Regions from separate parts of the Homo sapiens genome. Here region 2 is linked to region 1. The links are chromatin loops, found by intact Hi-C in ENCODE. Cell type or tissue: mammary epithelial cell. All regions are shown on one strand. Links, peaks and the distances in the headings refer to the core of each region. The heading gives the core; the rest is flanking DNA.

Region 1 (8,260 bases), core at 1,196-6,195:
GTGGAACAGCCTAGAACTTAGATGTGTGTTCTCTTAAGCCTTCTGTTCTCATATGACTAATTCGAGAATCCACCCACTCTGGGGGCCATTAGGCGGGTACGAGGAAAGATTTCCAGGCAGTGTTCTCGTCACAAATTGTATCAGTGCAGGGCTTTGTAATCAGATGGGGACTGACTCTCTCTTCCAGGCTGCCAGGGCAACATATCCCTGGGCTGAGGTTCAATCCTAGCCCTGTAACAAATTGACTGTGTCAGCTTGCCCCAGTCACCTGCCTTTTGTGTGTTTCCTCACATATGGAATTCTCATGTTTCTTGTATATATTTTTTTCTCAGTTGGAATTTGCACAATGCTTCTCTTTCCCTTGTTATTGTTTATTGCTTTCGGACCCTGTTTAGCAACAAATTTGGATTCTAGTTTATACTTATTATTGGCTCCTAGACTTTGACAGTACCATTACTTATAGTATTCTCAAAGAGTATTGAGACTAATGCCTTCATTTTTTAGTTGGAGAAATTAAGAATTTGAGTTAGAGGGTAATTTTCTCAGAGCCTCCCAAATCCTGAGTGATTAAGCTAAAATTTGTGACTTTCAGTCAGTTGTCCTTTCCAATGTGTTTGTTCACTCTTTCATTTAATTGTGTGTACATTAATTAATTACTCATTTAATTAATAGTTATGCATTTCTTATCTGTGTCATGTAATATTTTAAACTGTGGAAATATAGCAATGAATGGAACTCTTGTCTTAGAAACTTTATTCTGGGCAGAAGGAGGTAGTCAATAAATCAAGTTAGATTACACATAAGTAGGAAGTTATGATATTAAGGGTTATGAAGAAAATAAGCAGAAGGCTGAGGTGTGCAGATCAACTGAGGTCGAGAGTTCAAGACCAGCCTGACTAACATGGAGAAACCTCGTCTGTACTAAAAATACAAAATTAACCAGGCGTGGTGGCACGTGTCTGTAATCCCAGCTACTCAGGAGGCTGAGGCAGGAGAATTGCTTGAACCCAGGAGATGGAGGTTGTGGTGAGCCGAGATTGCACCATCGCATTCCAGCCTAGGCAACAAGAGTGAAACTCCGTCTCAAAAAAAATAATAAAATAAAGAAAAAAAAAAGAAAAAATTAAGCAGAGAGAGGGAGTGAGAATGCTGACTGCAGGAGTTCAGTTGTAGAGAGAGGTCATGGCGGACCTCCCCAGGAAGGTGATCTTTGATCTCAACTAGATAGACATGGGGAATGAGCCACGTAGACACCTGAGGGAAGAATGGCTCAGGCATAAACAACAGTAAATGCAAAGCCCTGAGGCTGGAGCATGCTAGGCAACAGGCATGTTCTAGGAAGAGTAAGGAGGCCAGTGCCACTGCAGCCAACTAAGCAAGGGGAGAGTATATAGGATATAAGAACAGAGAGGTAGCTGCCTCAGGTCTTGGTGGCTGTTCTAATGACTTAGCCAATGAGATGCAAAACCAATGAAAGATGTTTGAGCAGAGGAATGACATAAGCTAATTTATGTTTAAAAGGATACCGCTGGCTTTTTGGTTGAGAATACACCGAAAGAGGACAAGAGTGGAAGCAAAAAGAAAAGTTAGGAGGACACTGCAGTAATTCAGCAGAGAGATAGATGATGGTGGCTTAGACGAAGATGGTGAGAGTGGTGATGGCACAAAGTCCACTACCATGGACAGCAGAAGACATGAATATAAACTCAATAATGAGGGGTGTGAGAAGGGTAAGGAAGGGTGGGTCTGGACTACTCTGCAGAGAGACCGAACTTAGCCTAGGAGTACATGGCATCAGAGAAGGCTTCCTAGAGGAAGAAATATTCCAGACCTAAGCCACAACATGATGTAGAGTGACCAACTGTCCAAGTTTGGTTTTCAGACCCCTCGGTCCCAGGGAAAGTGGGATGGGTGACCACCCACGGTCGGAGTTTCCTGGTGAAACCAGAGTGGTGGTGGGAGGACAGTGTTTTCAGCAGAGAGAATTGAATGTAAACATCTGAGAGACAAGAGAGGGCCATGCTACAGGGTAGGGAATAAAGAGGAGGAAAGTGGCAGCATGCAGGGTTGAGGAGGTAGGCAAGGGCACCAGCGTACGGCGAGGAAGCCAGAAGATCGCTGGGATTTGTTTCTACATCATTGGAAGGGTTTTAAGCAAGGAGTGTTAGCACTAACAACTCAGTGTTACCTGTCACCTCTGTTAATTTACCTGTAGAAGAGCTATTACAAGTAATTTATAAGTTTTCAGGTAAAGAAAAAGATGACAAGCAAGAAATCACTAAACAGAGTAGGAAATACATTTATACGAAAACATTCCAGCTAAGTGTTCAGTTGCTACTTGGGAGTCCTTCTGTGTAATAAGGTCAAATTCCCTATGAAACTAGTTGATGTTTTCCCTCGTTTCTCTGCTTGCATCACTGACATCATTATTTTCTTAGGCTCAACAGCTCAGAGACATAATTTTTATCTTTTCTTCTTGGTGACTCTGACAGCCTCCAAGTTCTGATTTGTTTTTCCTTCAGGATGTCTCTGCTTAGTCCTTTACCCGCAAGTTCCACGGCTGCCAGCCTGCCTCAGGCTTCCTCACATGTGCCTTGGCAGTGGTGGACTAAGCTAGGCAATCAGTAGGATTGGATACCCCTGGGTGCAGGCAATGACGAGGTGTTGTCTTTAGAGGTCTAAAACCAATACAAAACCAATTCGAAATTAGCCTGCCTTGTATTATTTCTATGTGCCAGCAACTATAGACAATGACAAAGATAAAATCTCCTTCCCACTGGGGCAGACTACTCCCAAATTCCCTCCCACTCAACTCTTGATTAGTGTAACATTTGCTTTATTGGTATCCCTGACAATTGACCTTTTTTCCTCCAATCCTTCTCAGGCTGACTTTGTTAATCTAACAACTACAATCTATAACCACCTGTGTCGAGCTCTCCCAAACTTCAGAATCCTCCCTGAGGTTTACAGGATCAAGCCCCAATGCCTCAGTTTAGCTTTCGATCAAGCCCTCGGTAACCTGTAGGTAGCCTAACAGCTGTGACTTTTCCTTTTAATTTCACATCCCAAACCCTCTTTTCCAGAGGAGTCTATGTTACAAATTTATGGTTTCCTGCTGCAGTAGCAGGGAGGAAAACCAGTTTTGGATCCCAGCAGTACTAGTGACTGTGTGAGCTTAAGCTAGTCACTTTCCCTCTAAAAGCCTTGATTTTCTCATAGTAAAATTAGGATAATAATACCTATAGAGCTGAAGTCACAGGATTACAGCAAGGGCAAAATGACATCATGGTTGTGAAAGCAGCTACCCGTGTGAGCCACGATGACTATTATAAGCAGTAGAGGTAAGTAATACTTGTCAGGGTAGTGGTTGTCAACAATTAGTGTTGATATTCATGGCAATGCATGACTTACTGATTTTTTTAATGTTGTCTATTTTATCTTTTATATATTTTATCTTTACCACTCCATATCATACTCGTCATTTAAGAAACAACTCTAGACTAACTTCCTGCCAAATACTTCCTGGGTCACACTAGCCTACCGAACTGAACTCTGCTGTCCTCAAAAACCTCCAAAACATATACCCTTTGCATTCAGGCATGTACCACATGTATCATTTCATATCATGTTCCCACCTGGACTATAAATGCAACATCTCATGCTTGTTTAGCATTTCTCTAAATGCTGAGAACATAGTAGATGTTAAATCAAGACTTGCTAAAATGAACGAATGAATGAATGCATAGAGGCATCTTTCTTTTTTATTTTTAACCCCTCACAGCAAAATATGCTAATAGTGCCCTCTGCTGCTGACTAACGATTCTGTTTTTTACACAGTTGAAAAGCAAGTGACAGAAAGCTCAGTAAAAGGAAATAGGTAAAAATTGTGTCTTTCAAGGTGCTTGGCACAAACAAAGTAGCTGTAATGTCACAGTGCAGACAGAAAGCTAGGCTGTCAGAAGGACCAAATGAGGTGGCTGCAGACAAGACAAGCCTCTCTTTTCTGGACTGCTGATTGACAACCAGCTTGGAGTTCAAACACTCTCAATTTTGTAATTTTGTAACAAGTTTCTCTTCTCCTGTGCCCCTGCCCTAGCAATAAGTGTGTTATATATGATCAGACTATTTCTAAATGTAACTGTATGAAAATTAACCTTGAAGGTTCTGAGGTTGATCAAGGGATAATGCACTAAAAAAAAAAAAGTCATGAGAGCAGGTGAAATATTGCCAGAGAATTCACAGTCCTATTCATTTTCCTTCATTTTAGGTGTTCTGATATAGTCACAAGTCATTGTCTTTTAATGATTACCTGCTATGTGTTCGGCTCTCTTTTTATAATCTCAATTAATCTTTCTTCTTTTCTTTCTTACTCTTTTTCTTTCTTTCTTTTTCTTTCTTCTTTCTCTTTCTTCTTTGTTTCTCCTTTCTTTCTTTCCTTTCTCCTTCCTTCCTTCCTTCCTTCCTTCTTTCCCTCTTCCCTTCTCTTCCCCTTCCCTCCCCTCCCCTCCCCCACTCCCTGCCCCTCTCCTCCCGTCCCCTCCCCTTCCCTTCCTGACAGTATCTCCATATGTTGCCGAGCCTGGTCTCAAACTCCTGGCCTCAAGTGATCCTCCAGCCTTGGCCTCCTAAAGTGCTCAGATTACAGGCATGAGCCATCATGCCTGGCCAATGAAATCTCTAGATAACTTATGAAATAGATATTACCAGCCTTTTCTTTATAGATAAAGACACTGAACAGATGTGCGTTAAAGGCCAGTAAAAGGCAGAAAGGGCTGCAAGTCCATGGTAACACAGTCTGCACTCTTCTCTGCAATTCCATAGCTTCTCAGTGTGGTCTGCCGCTCTAGGAGTCAGAGGAGCTGGTTTTGAGTCCATATTTCTACCACTAACATTTCAGTAAAGTTGAGTAACTCACATTTCTCCACCTCTAAAATAAAGGGCATAAGGTCAGGTGCTTTCTAAGGTCCCTTCCAACTTGGAGTCAGTTGTTTGCAGTGTCGTTCACTTGCTAAGCTATAAATACAAAGCACAATTGTGGCTATGATTCTTCCTTGGGGTCCCTACCATGGACTTGATCTTCCCTGTTTAGCCTGCTCTGATGAGTTAAACGTTGACCTCAGATCAATAATGAAAAGCCCTCTGTGCTGACGTTGATGGTCATTCAAATATCATTCTATTTAATTTGTAAATCCTTCTACACATAAATGACATGTTTTGACCACAGAGTTCAAGGCATGATAGTTTATTTCATGCTGATTCTGAAGGTAGGGCAGTTTTCAGTTTTGGCACGCCAATTTGTCACATTTGACATTTTTGACAATCAGCCTTTAGCTGGTAAGTGGCTTGGTGGGCAACGTGTCCCTAGTTAATAGGCACACCCCGATAGCTCACAGTCTCCGGGGACAGCCATCTCTGCAGCATGCCTAGCCTTTGAAGCGGCTCACGCGTTCTTCAAAGCAAACTTTCTGGTACAGGGAGCAACATCTGATGTACTTTTATTACCCTTAGAGACAAAAAAAACATCACTCAGAAGCCAAACGTCTGCAAGGAAAAATCTGTACCCTGTGCTTAGCCCTGCGGCCTGGAAGTTCAGAGAAGGCTGAAAGTGCTCCCTGTGAGGAAACCAGGGCATGTTTAGACAGAGCTTTAATCATGTCTAACCAACTCAGAGCAGTGGCAGCAGCCATCTTGCTGAAGATGTCGCCTCCTTCTGGATTTGCACTGGAGTGTGGGGGAGTGGGTGAGATCTAGTGTCAGATAAGCTCATAATAATTCCTACTGCTTCCTAGTTATTCAAAACATCAAAACTGCAAAATCTTCTTAGAGAGTTCAGCAACTTTTTTTTAACTCGAGGAACTGACATCTACTGACTTTGACTTCTGTCAAATTATTTATCTATTCTGGTGTTTTATTTTTTCCACTATATGAGAATAATCATCACATCTATTGGGATGTCGTGAAAAACTTAGTGAACCCAATGCTAAACGATGAAGTGGACTACTTTCCCAGAAATCTTTACTCTGTCTAGGCAAGGGAGCTTCAACAATACCGCCCATGCCTGTTCTTTACTTAATACTAAGTAGCTAAAGTTAGAATAAATTGCAGATTAAGACCACTGAGAATCCAGCTGTCCTAAAAGATGTTTACACCTTTATCTGGGATGCTGAAGGGTTGAAAATCTCCAAGTAGTCTTTATTTAATTAACCAATGTTAACTTCAAAGAAATATAATTCTGGTTCATATTACCTTGTGAAAAAAAAGTCCTGAAATTCTGAACTTGAAATATAATAAAAATTCTAGCATCTATTCAGTAAATGTTGCTAAACACTGGACTATCGTGATAGACCAGAATATTACTCCAGTGACCGGAAGCCTTGAAGTCAGCTTCTGAGCCTCAGGGACTCTATAATTTATTCTAAATCTAAGTAGTCTGATTGCCTAAGACCTTCAAAGGCATTTGCAAAGTTTAACACACCAAAAAACAGGTACAGAGAACAAAAAGGGTGATTGGATGCTTGTTGCTTTATGTCCTATTTGACCCTTTGGTTTTAAATGAGGTAAATTGCTCCAATTAACTCCTGTTGGAGATGGTTTTCTTTCAATGATTCCTTCTGTTCCTTGTTTGACATTGGAAAAGATGTCATTAGTAAAGCATTACATGGCTTTCGGGTTTTATTAAAAGACTGACTGAGTTTACCAAATGCTAGGCTTTTCAGACAACATACCTGTGTGCTGCAATATTGTCATTATTCCCATTTCTGATACGAAAGTCTAATAATTTGAGTGAAGTAGATTAGTTCCAGGTCATGTAGGGTAGAAAGTTTCATGGACTTATGGGCAGAGGAATATGCTGCTGGTAGAGCCCATTGACTTTAGTCTCAACGATGAATTCACGTCAGCTATTTCTGATAGTAGCTACTCCTCTGCTTTTCAGAAGGAAGCTCAGTCCTTCAGGGCTTTCACACTACCCACTTGAATAATACCTCCCTTGCAAGTGAATACAATAAAACTTACTCTTTAACTGGTATTTATTAAGATTTTCACAGCATTCATTAAACTGCTTTCCGAAGGCTATCTCATTCCACTCCACCCCAAAACACCAACTTTCTGAACTCTCATTTTCTCCGAAGGCTCAGTCCTTTAGAACCCAAGAAATCATTCAGTTCAAATGCAACACTTTTCAGCTGAGGACACTGTGATGCAATGAGAGGTTAAGTGGCTCATTCCCACGTATTGGTGGCAGATCAGTCAGGCCAGATCCAGCTCACCTGTCACCTTCTCTCCAACTTTTCCCTACCACTAACCACTCCTTTCCCACTTGCATGACCTTTCCTCCTACCCCTATCACAATCCTCTGCCGTAACATTCACCTTACTTTAAGTTGATCATTTGTTTACATCTGTTTTTTTCCACTTTGAGTTCCTTAAAAGAAGGGATAACATTTTATTCATCTTTAAATGCCTCCCTAAGCCTACAACGGCACGGCCACTCAAAAACTCTCTGTGAAATGAATTCATACATGACCAGGGCTTTACGACATCACCTTCTCTGTGCCTGTTTGTTTTTTCCCATTTACACAATGAAGATGGCATTGACGTGTCTCTCAAGATAATTATGTAGTTACATATGATTGCTACGTGCTTCAAGACCATAAAAAAGCTTTATAAAGCCAACCACGATTACAACCTTTGAAACAATGGAATATACGATTAACAAGTGGAAAGAGATGAGACATACCAGGTAATGCTTATTGTCCATTCCCTATTTCTACCTCCACCCACCACCAGGTAGTAACTCAGAGGTAAAAACATAAACTTGGAATAAGAGAGGAGGGTTTACCTCGGGTCTGGATAAGATTATTAGGACCGATGTCATCACGCTGCCGTCATGCGGGAAGGCACCTAGGTCTGATGAGAGAGGCCCAGGGCAAGATTCCCATATATATAGGTAACACTCAATTCACTGTTGAAATGAGGCTCAAATCAAGAAGGCACGTGGCCTTATCTATTCGAAATTGATTCGTCCTTCAAAAGCAGAAGATATCAGATAATTATAAAAGGGACTGTTAAGGTAGAAAGACTGTCAAACTCTAGGCTACCCTGGCTCTCCTCTGTGGCCATTCTACCAAAATAAAGAGAGGGGGTACAGCATGTCTTATTCACCTTTTGTTCTCCCTTCTCCTAAATGTACCATATAAAATGACTAGAAAACATGTGTCATATGTTGACTAAACGAAGCATTCATTTAGATTTTCCTCCCC
Region 2 (8,260 bases), core at 2,214-7,213, 800 kb before region 1:
ATAAATAAGGAAGTTAGGAGGAGAAGATGGTTGTCTGAGAAAAGTGACAAACTCAGAGTAGGATGTTCTAAATTGCAGCTGACTAGAGAGCTGGAAGCTGGATGCATATTTGTATGGCTCTGTCATACAAAAGCTGCTCCAATACTGTGTGAGTATGGTCTCCTCAACCTGGAGGGGGCCAACATTTTTCTTGAGTCAGAATCTTTTCCAGGTAGCCTGAGAACCCACATTAGGAAGTAACCTCTTAATTCATCCTAGACACCTCTTTGTAATCCCTTGGTCTTTTACTCAGGCTGACCCCAACCCAGACTTAGGTGTAGGTGACACTGATTTCATAACATGTTTTCATATGTTTTACCACAATTGATTCCCACAGCACTCCTGTGAGATTTGGATTCTGGTCTCTGTCAAATCTACTGGAAAATGGGACCCTGTTAAGATGCAGGCTTTTCCAGTAGGAAACAGCTAATGGTGGAAGACTGGGGGCTTGAAGCTTGGGCCTCTCTCTCCAATAGCGTGACTTATTCAATCATTTCCGGTGAAACTCCCCCAGACACTTTGCTTTCCTCTTCCATTTCCTCTCTGTGTAGCTTCCTACTTTAGGATCTTCAGGAACTCTTCCCACAGTCTAATGACCAGATCTGCTTTCTGGAAACATTCTCATGTCAGTCATACATGTTTTACTACGATTTTAAAACTTTGAGTTATCTCTGTTAAGAGTATACATATTCTCATTATTGTCTTCTCCTTGCTCACTATAACAAATACTTCTTGAGCCCTTGCTATGCTCTTGACACTGGGAGTACAATGATGAACAAGCAGACATCACCTACATCCTCCTGGATTCAATATGGTTGTGGCAAGAAAGCTTTGTTTCCTATAAGTGGACTTCAGAGATCCACATAACTTATAGGCAACCATTTGTTCCTGCAATTTCAAGGTATTTTTAACCTTTAATTGTGGGTTTAGGAATATTTAGCCAAATACTCCTCCAGGTGACATATAGGCAATGAAGAGGAAACAGTACATAAAATAGTGATGTGACTTCACATTTCGAAACAAAGAGGCAGGTGGTTCTGCTGTCAAACTGAGCATTAAAATATAACTGGGGGTGTAGGTGTGGGAGTTTCTCAATAGCCCTGGAAACAGCTAATATTTTGGTAGATTCACAGGATTTTCTCTTTTAATAAAGGGGATTACTTGCATCTTATCACAGGACTAAACAGTGAAGCCAGGAAATAGTATGAGTTTCCTACTGGTTTTTGCTGAAATTTTGGAACAGATCATTACACAACTGATTCATGGGTATTTTGAAGAAAAGACACTGATCACTAGAAGTTAATAGGAGTTTACCATAAACAGGTTGTGTTAGACACACCCCATTTCCTTTTCTTATTACGCCACACAACTGGTAAATCAGCAGGATGAGGAAGTTTTAGCAGTGGACTTAACACGACCTCTTGTGACGTGATTGCACATAAGCAGGTGAAATATAGGCAGGGTCATGTCTTACACACTGGTTTCACGGGCAGGTGAATAAAAATGACGCTTGAGCCTTGCTAACTGTTCCATGTAAGCTAGAAGGAGGTTTTTGGTGAGGACTAGAAGCCTTTTATTCTGTTCAATATTTTTTGTTAATTACTTGAAAGATTATCTGGAAGAGGGAATACCCAAGTATAAAAATGACACCGGCCGGGTGCGGTGGCTCAAGCCTGTAATCCCAGCACTTTGGGAGGATGAGGTGGGCAGATCATGAGGTCAAGAGATTGAGACCATCCTGGCCAACATGGTGAAACCGCGTCTCTACTAAAAATACAAAAATTAACTGGGCGTGGTGGCAGGCGCCTGTAATCCCAGCTACTCAGGAGGCTGAGGCAGGAGAATCATTTGAACCCAGGAGGTGGAGGTTGCAGTGAGCTGAGATCGTGCCAGTGCACTCCAGCCTGGCAACAGAGGGAGACTCCATCTAAAAAAAAAAAAAACATGCCAAACTAAAACAAAAATCAAATACCATAGACTAACACAAAGAGATGGCGTAATATAGTAAGGAGAAAGAGTTCTGGCATTGGAGAGAGAATGGCCTAACCTTGCAGCTTGTCTCTGACCCCTTGACAGTGAAGTAACATTGAACAGAGACTTACTGTTTCTAAGAGTTCAGTTCCATCACCTATAAGGTAGCAATAGGGTTGTTTGTGATTCAGATCAGATGAGAATTGAAAAAGAAGTGTGTCAACAGCTAGTATCATGCTTGGCACACATTTTCAATAAATTAATAGCAATAACATTAATAATAACAGCAAATTAATATCTAAAATGATCTAGAACTTCTAGAACACAGGACTGAAAACAATGAAGCAAATCTGAACTTAAAAGATATGCGTGGAGATGATATTGGAGGTATCAGGACCATATTTATGACACTCAAGCTGCTAAGAAGTGATTAACACATGTCAGACACTTCAGAAAGTACGTTAATGATGACTTAATTATCTGTGTGTGCTTGAGAAATCACAAAGGAGAATCTTATATTGATATTATATGTGTCTGATATCTTCATATATATGAATGGCTGCCATATTGAAGAGAATATGCATATCTTTATTTGCATTTTTCTAAGAGAAAGCCAGGCTAAAATTGGTAGTAGTTAAAAAGGGAGACAATCTGGATAATATTAAAACCTTTTTCTGTAATAGTCAGAGCTTTACTATCATTGATCTGTGTGGCTTGTGGAACAGGAGACCCTTCATCACATCAGCTGGTTTTCCCTGTACTGAAAAACCAGGCAGTGTTGGTTGCATGATGAATGTATTAAAGCTTTGTTTATGCATTGCCGTGACTAAAGATCAGTTTCATGTTGGGCAGTGAGTTAAATGCTGGTGGCCAAAGGATAAAGATGTGACCTCCACCTTCAGTTAGGTCACAGTTAGGAAGAGAAGGCGCCCGTAAGTCTCTCTGAGGGATCTGAGGAAGACTTAGACAATTACTAGGAATTTTCCAGGCAGATATTCCATTTAAAGAGAGTAGCCAGTGTCAAGGTTAGACGTATGAGACATCATAATGGATTCTCAAAAAAACAAATGTTGTTGGGAGTAGACTTTTCCAGGAAGGCAAGGACCTGCAATGCCCTGTACAGAGTGTCAGGGACTCAAGACGCCTTCCCACTCTGTCTGTTGTATCTTGTACATACCCATGTTAGAGCACTGATCCCCCATATTATAATTGCTGTGGATGCATCTCCTCAACACACTACAAGTTCCTTGAGGGCAGAGACCATGTTTTATATATTCTTGTATCTTCACTGCTTACCCTGAGCTATCCACAGTTTACATACTAAATAAATGCTAATAAATAAAAAAGTAATTAAATGAAAGCAATATGCATCTCATTTAAAAGATGAGTTTTGGCATGATTTAGGAAGAGGTGTTTGGTTCTTAGAGGTTTCCAAAGCTGGGCTGAATGTAACACCAAGAATCATTTCTAGAGAGTTGTGCCTTTTCCACAGTACTTCTGCAAATGCTAATGCTATTATTTAGTATATGGACACAGGTACTGCACTAAACACTTTTCCTGCCTTATCATTTAATCTGCACAGCGTCCCCTCTGGGGTCCACATGTATTTTCTCCATTTATTGATAAAGAATTTAAGATTTGGAGAGGCTAAGTAACTCATCCAAGGTCATAGATTCAGGGAGTGACACAGCTGGGATTTGAACCCCGGTCTGTTTGACTCCAGAGCCTGAGTCTTAACCACTACACTATCTACAGAAGGAAGAGGAGGGAAGAGTTATCCAGTGATCCCATCTCCAGGGTAGACCCTTGAGATTCCCTGTGAATTAAAAGAGACTTGCTTAGTTAAAAGAAGCTGAGCTCTCCAGAATCTTTCGGCCTCACATTCTAATATAACCTCTGCTCTAGCAGTGGAGAAAGAGAAAATCCATAGGGGTAGGATGAGTTTAGAGGACCTGGAGCATTGTGGATGCAGGTGGATATGGCAGCCACCCCTCCCTGCTCTCTACCTGTAGCACTACTACACCAGCAGACGCAACACTTGGTTAGAGAGCAGAGGAAATTACAAAATAGCCATGTCGGAGGCAGAAAAGAAGTGGAAATTGAGACTCTTCTTGCCTTTGAATGTTTTGTATCGTCTGGGAGACCCACTGGGATGTTTCTTTTTGTTTTTCCTTTCGACTAGGATGTCTTCCATTTGGAAGCCCCTTTGCTTCTAAGAAGTTCCAGAGACCATCCCAGGCCCACAGGTAAGGAGGCTAGGGCGTACCTCTAAGTTCTATCCTGGAAGAGAGGGAAAAGTGACCTGTAGGTCTCCGGCCTGAAAAGCACAGTGCTGTCCAGTGGAACCCAGGGGAGATAGTGATTTTAAAAGCAAGCATGGAATGCGTGGCTGACTTTTGCTTGTTGCTTGAGTCTGGCAGATGGGGGTGGGCAGGAGGTTAAGGAACTTCAGCAGACGCCAGCAGTCAGTGGATGTGGGTGGTCGTTCTTCCCAAGTGCTGAAAAGATGGTCACCTTGCACTTGTGAAGATAAAATTCAAACCTAAGTTTCTCTGTCTTGGAACACAAACAGCATAATCCTTTCTCAATCTTCGAGAGGAGTGTTTTCAAAAAGTAGCAGCATATAGGGAATACAAGGCTGCCTAAGGTTCTGATTCACAGATGTGAATTCTGCCCAGTCAAAAGTCTTGGTGTTTGTAGGATTTGTTTGTCTGCAAGGACAAAGATGAAAGGCAAGTTGCTATAAAACCTTTCTGCTCCCTCCTGATTGGTAAGCAAAAATGTCCACACACTGCCATCTGGTGGGCACTACTGGTCACTGTCGTTTTAATGGGAAAGTTTAAAGTTTACTCTAAACTTAGAAGGGGCCAGGCAACTCCTAGTCTTCAGCAAAACAGCAACGTATAAAACACAGTTCCTGGCTGCAAAGGGCTCACAGTCTAATGGAAGAAACGGACATGCCCAACACGTGGTTACAACTGAATAAGTACTATTTTAAGAAAAGGTGCCGAGTGTTATCAAAGCAGAGGACCTCTCTCTGGGAGTTTAGGGAAAGCCACCTTTGAGCTGAGTCTGGAAGCATGCCTCGCACTGTGGCAAAAAGGAGGAGAAAGTTTATTTTAAACAAGGGGCACATCATGGGTCATTGCATGGTGTGAGTTGTTAGTTCAGCCTGGCTGGTAAGTAAGGAGCATGGCAAGAAGCTATAGAAAAAAGGCTGGGAAAAGTTTAAGCCAGACCATGAGAGGCCTTGACTGCCTGACCCAGGCAATGAATCGGCTCTAGATTATACAGCCAGAATATAAAGGATTCAGATTTGGGTGGTAAAGCAATATGAAAAACAAGTGTCGGTACACACGCTTTTCAAACATTTGGAACTCTCTCATTACTTGAAATCACCTGTGGAAACCCACTATGTGAAATGGATAAAACCATAGTTCTTCTGGTCAAAGCAGAAGTGGGGATTCAGAGCCCGAAGAACTTCCACCATCCCATTTCTCCCGTTCCTGGAACATGCGGATGCCTTTGGGTAATGCCTAAGGCTCAGCAGACTCTTGCTTGACACTGCTGCTGTGGGCGATTGCTTGACCTAATGTGACTATCTCTGCTCTGGTGTTAGCACCAGCTTCGTCCTATCCCTCCTATGTCATAGGTATCCATAAAGTAGGTTCTAGATCTTTTTCTATCTCAGCGCTGTTCTCAAGATTCCATTTATGGTAATCTCTATCTTATTAATAAATTAACGTTCCCAAACAATCTATATGACCTGGTCCCTGGCCCCTAGCTTTATATTGCTAACGGACACGTGTAGGGAGGTGGATAGAAAGCAGCCATCTCTGCAGTGTCTGTTAAGCATCACTGTATGCTGTCTAATGTATTAATTCATGTTAAGTATCTACAGCATATGTGCAGCACAGATAATCTATGATGGAGTTATGAGAAGTTGTTTGATCTTACTCAGGGCACGAAAGTTGTTGCTTTCATTCCAAGAACAGCACTCTGAGAAAGCATTCAAGAGCTTTCTGATGAGTGGCTGAGTTATCAAGATCTCTAGGACTTTCTGTTCTGTGAAGACATGGAGCTTCTAGATGGCATTTGCCACCAGAGGAGAGATGTTAAGAACTGATGAAGAGTGACTGGTCCCCTGATGGGCAAAGACTGTTTTGTTTCAGCCAACGTGGTTATCTTCTGCCCTCTTCAGAACAACACTTCTAGAGGCAAAACACAAATTCCACCCACCAAACAGCATTTCCTCTCATTCTTTCTCTTGTTCCTTGTCTTTACTCACGCCTTGCCCACTCTCTCTGCATGGTGGGGTCAGTTTGCTCTCACTTTCCCACACTAACTTCTCTGTTTCGAGCCTGTGTCCGGAACTGCCTCCTTCTTGCCATCTGGTAGCTGACATCTGCCACATCTTTCCAACCAGAGCCCCCATCTTTTCTTGGAGGCCTTTAAAAAAAAAGATGTTAACTTTCATTGCATGACTTTTCCCAGTACATGATTATGTACGCAGTGTTTTCCACATGGTTGAATAACTACTTTAGCATCGACTCTTGCCTGCTTTACTTAGGTTAATTGTTATTTTCCTGAGGGCACACTGACCAGTGTCCTTTGATGTACCCAGTGCCAAATTCGATAAACAATAACCCAGAATATCACACTTTATAACTAATGAGTTGGGGCTGTTCTATGTTTTATTACAGCAAATGGAAATGCAGTTCTGCTTACTACCTTTGATGAAGAGAGTAAAGTGGAAGTGACTTGGTGAACTTGCAGGCTTTGTAGGGATTTCTTTTTTTGAGACGGAGTCTCACTCTGTCGCCCAACCTGGAGTGCAGTGGCACGATCTTGGCTCACTGCAACCTCCACCTCCTGGGTTCAAGCAATTCTCAAGCCTCAGCTTCCTGAGTAGCTGGGATTATAGGTGTGCACTACCACGCCGAGCAAATTTTTGTATTTTTAGTAGAGGCGGGGTTTTACCATGTTGGTCAGCCTGGTCTTGAACTCTTGACCTTGTGATTCACCCGCCTCGGCCTCCCAAAGTGCTGGGATTACAGGCATGAGCCACCGCGCCGAGATCTTTGTGTGGATTTCTACTGTTGATTTACCTGCTTCAGCTGCGACTGTTCATTTTCATGGCTGTTTCCCTTCATAAAACTGTTAACTCCTTGAAGGAAGGAGACGACAGTGTGAGGCTTGGGACCAGGATCACAATACATGATCAATAACTGCTTTTTAAATGTATTTTCAATAGAGTTATAAGGATTCATCTGGGCACTGAAGACATTTGGGACCTCAGTGAAGTTTCTCCGAGGCCAGATGGTCACATTGATTTTCTGGAATCATTTTGAATAAAAATGAGCGAGGTGGTGAACACAATGCAAGGCTCTCCACGTACTGTCTGGTATTGTTCAACCAGCTCCACGACTCCCTGAGGGCAGAGATGAGCAGATGTTAATGGATAAAGCCAGGTGGGATGATGTTATAACATTTCTCCTACAGCCCCAAATCTCCCAACTCCTGCATGTGTGACCTGAGTAAGACTCGGTGCAAGAAGACATCAGTGTTCCCATCTGTGAAATGAAGGAATTGACCCCCGAGGATCTTCCATTTCTGACAGTGCTTTGGATTTCATTGGTTTTGTCACAGGTACCCCCCAAAAGCCTCCATCTTTGGATAAGTGATTAAAACTGCTGAGTAATTTTCAATTAATAAAAGTTCAGTGCTGGCTCTCATTTTCTTCCAAAGATGTTTGTGGAAAGACCTGTGCAAAACACTTCAGATGGCAACCCACCTCCAAAGTGGGTCCCTTAACACCAGTCGTCCTTCAATAAGCTCAGTTATTCAGAAAAGCAAGTGAGTTTTCCAGATATAAGATACTGTATTATTAGAAACTCACCAATATAGAAAAAGCTGATGTGGGTTGGGAGATAGAGCTGATATCCCAGCAACAGTCTTCTTACTTCATAATCTAAGTATATCAGAGACGTATTTTGGAGACACAAATTTGACCCTAAATATAGCTAAAACCATGCTATAGCAAAGGACTTCGTTGTAAGGTATTACTTTGTGCTTAATTACTGAGGCCATTAAACTCCTTTGGTTGTAAGAAAGAGAAACCTAAAGAGTTTAACAGCCTCAGTAATTAAGCACAAAGTAATACCTTACACCAAAGCCCTTTGCAGAAAGAGAAACCTGGCCAGGCGTGGTGGCTCATGCCTGTAATCCCAGAACTTTGCGAGGCTGAGGC

What was found. A loop is a pair of places that touch in the nucleus more often than their neighbours do. Peaks named below come from ENCODE experiments on the same cell type or tissue, not always from the same donor. Only the 100,000 strongest peaks of a DNase experiment are listed, where the experiment ranks them.
Region 2: a loop joins it to region 1, with 11 times the contacts of the local background. A loop is called at or near these places in 5 of 110 quality-filtered maps.

The regions. Positions count from the first base shown.
Region 1 is chr3:189,944,844-189,953,103 of GRCh38, forward strand. No RefSeq gene overlaps it. Among named protein-coding and RNA genes, the nearest start is that of MIR944, 120 kb to the left of the region's middle. In mammary epithelial cell, for the core only: CTCF peaks have their summits at 3,794 (motif pointing left) and 5,719; DNase peaks (open chromatin) are centred at 3,298, 3,788 and 5,618; H3K27ac peaks cover 1,689 bases.
Region 2 is chr3:189,143,392-189,151,651 of GRCh38, forward strand. It overlaps a transcript of TPRG1 not described here. Among named protein-coding and RNA genes, the nearest start is that of TPRG1, 24 kb to the right of the region's middle. In mammary epithelial cell, for the core only: a CTCF peak has its summit at 4,815 (motif pointing left); no DNase peak of the experiment used is centred there; H3K27me3 peaks cover 285 bases.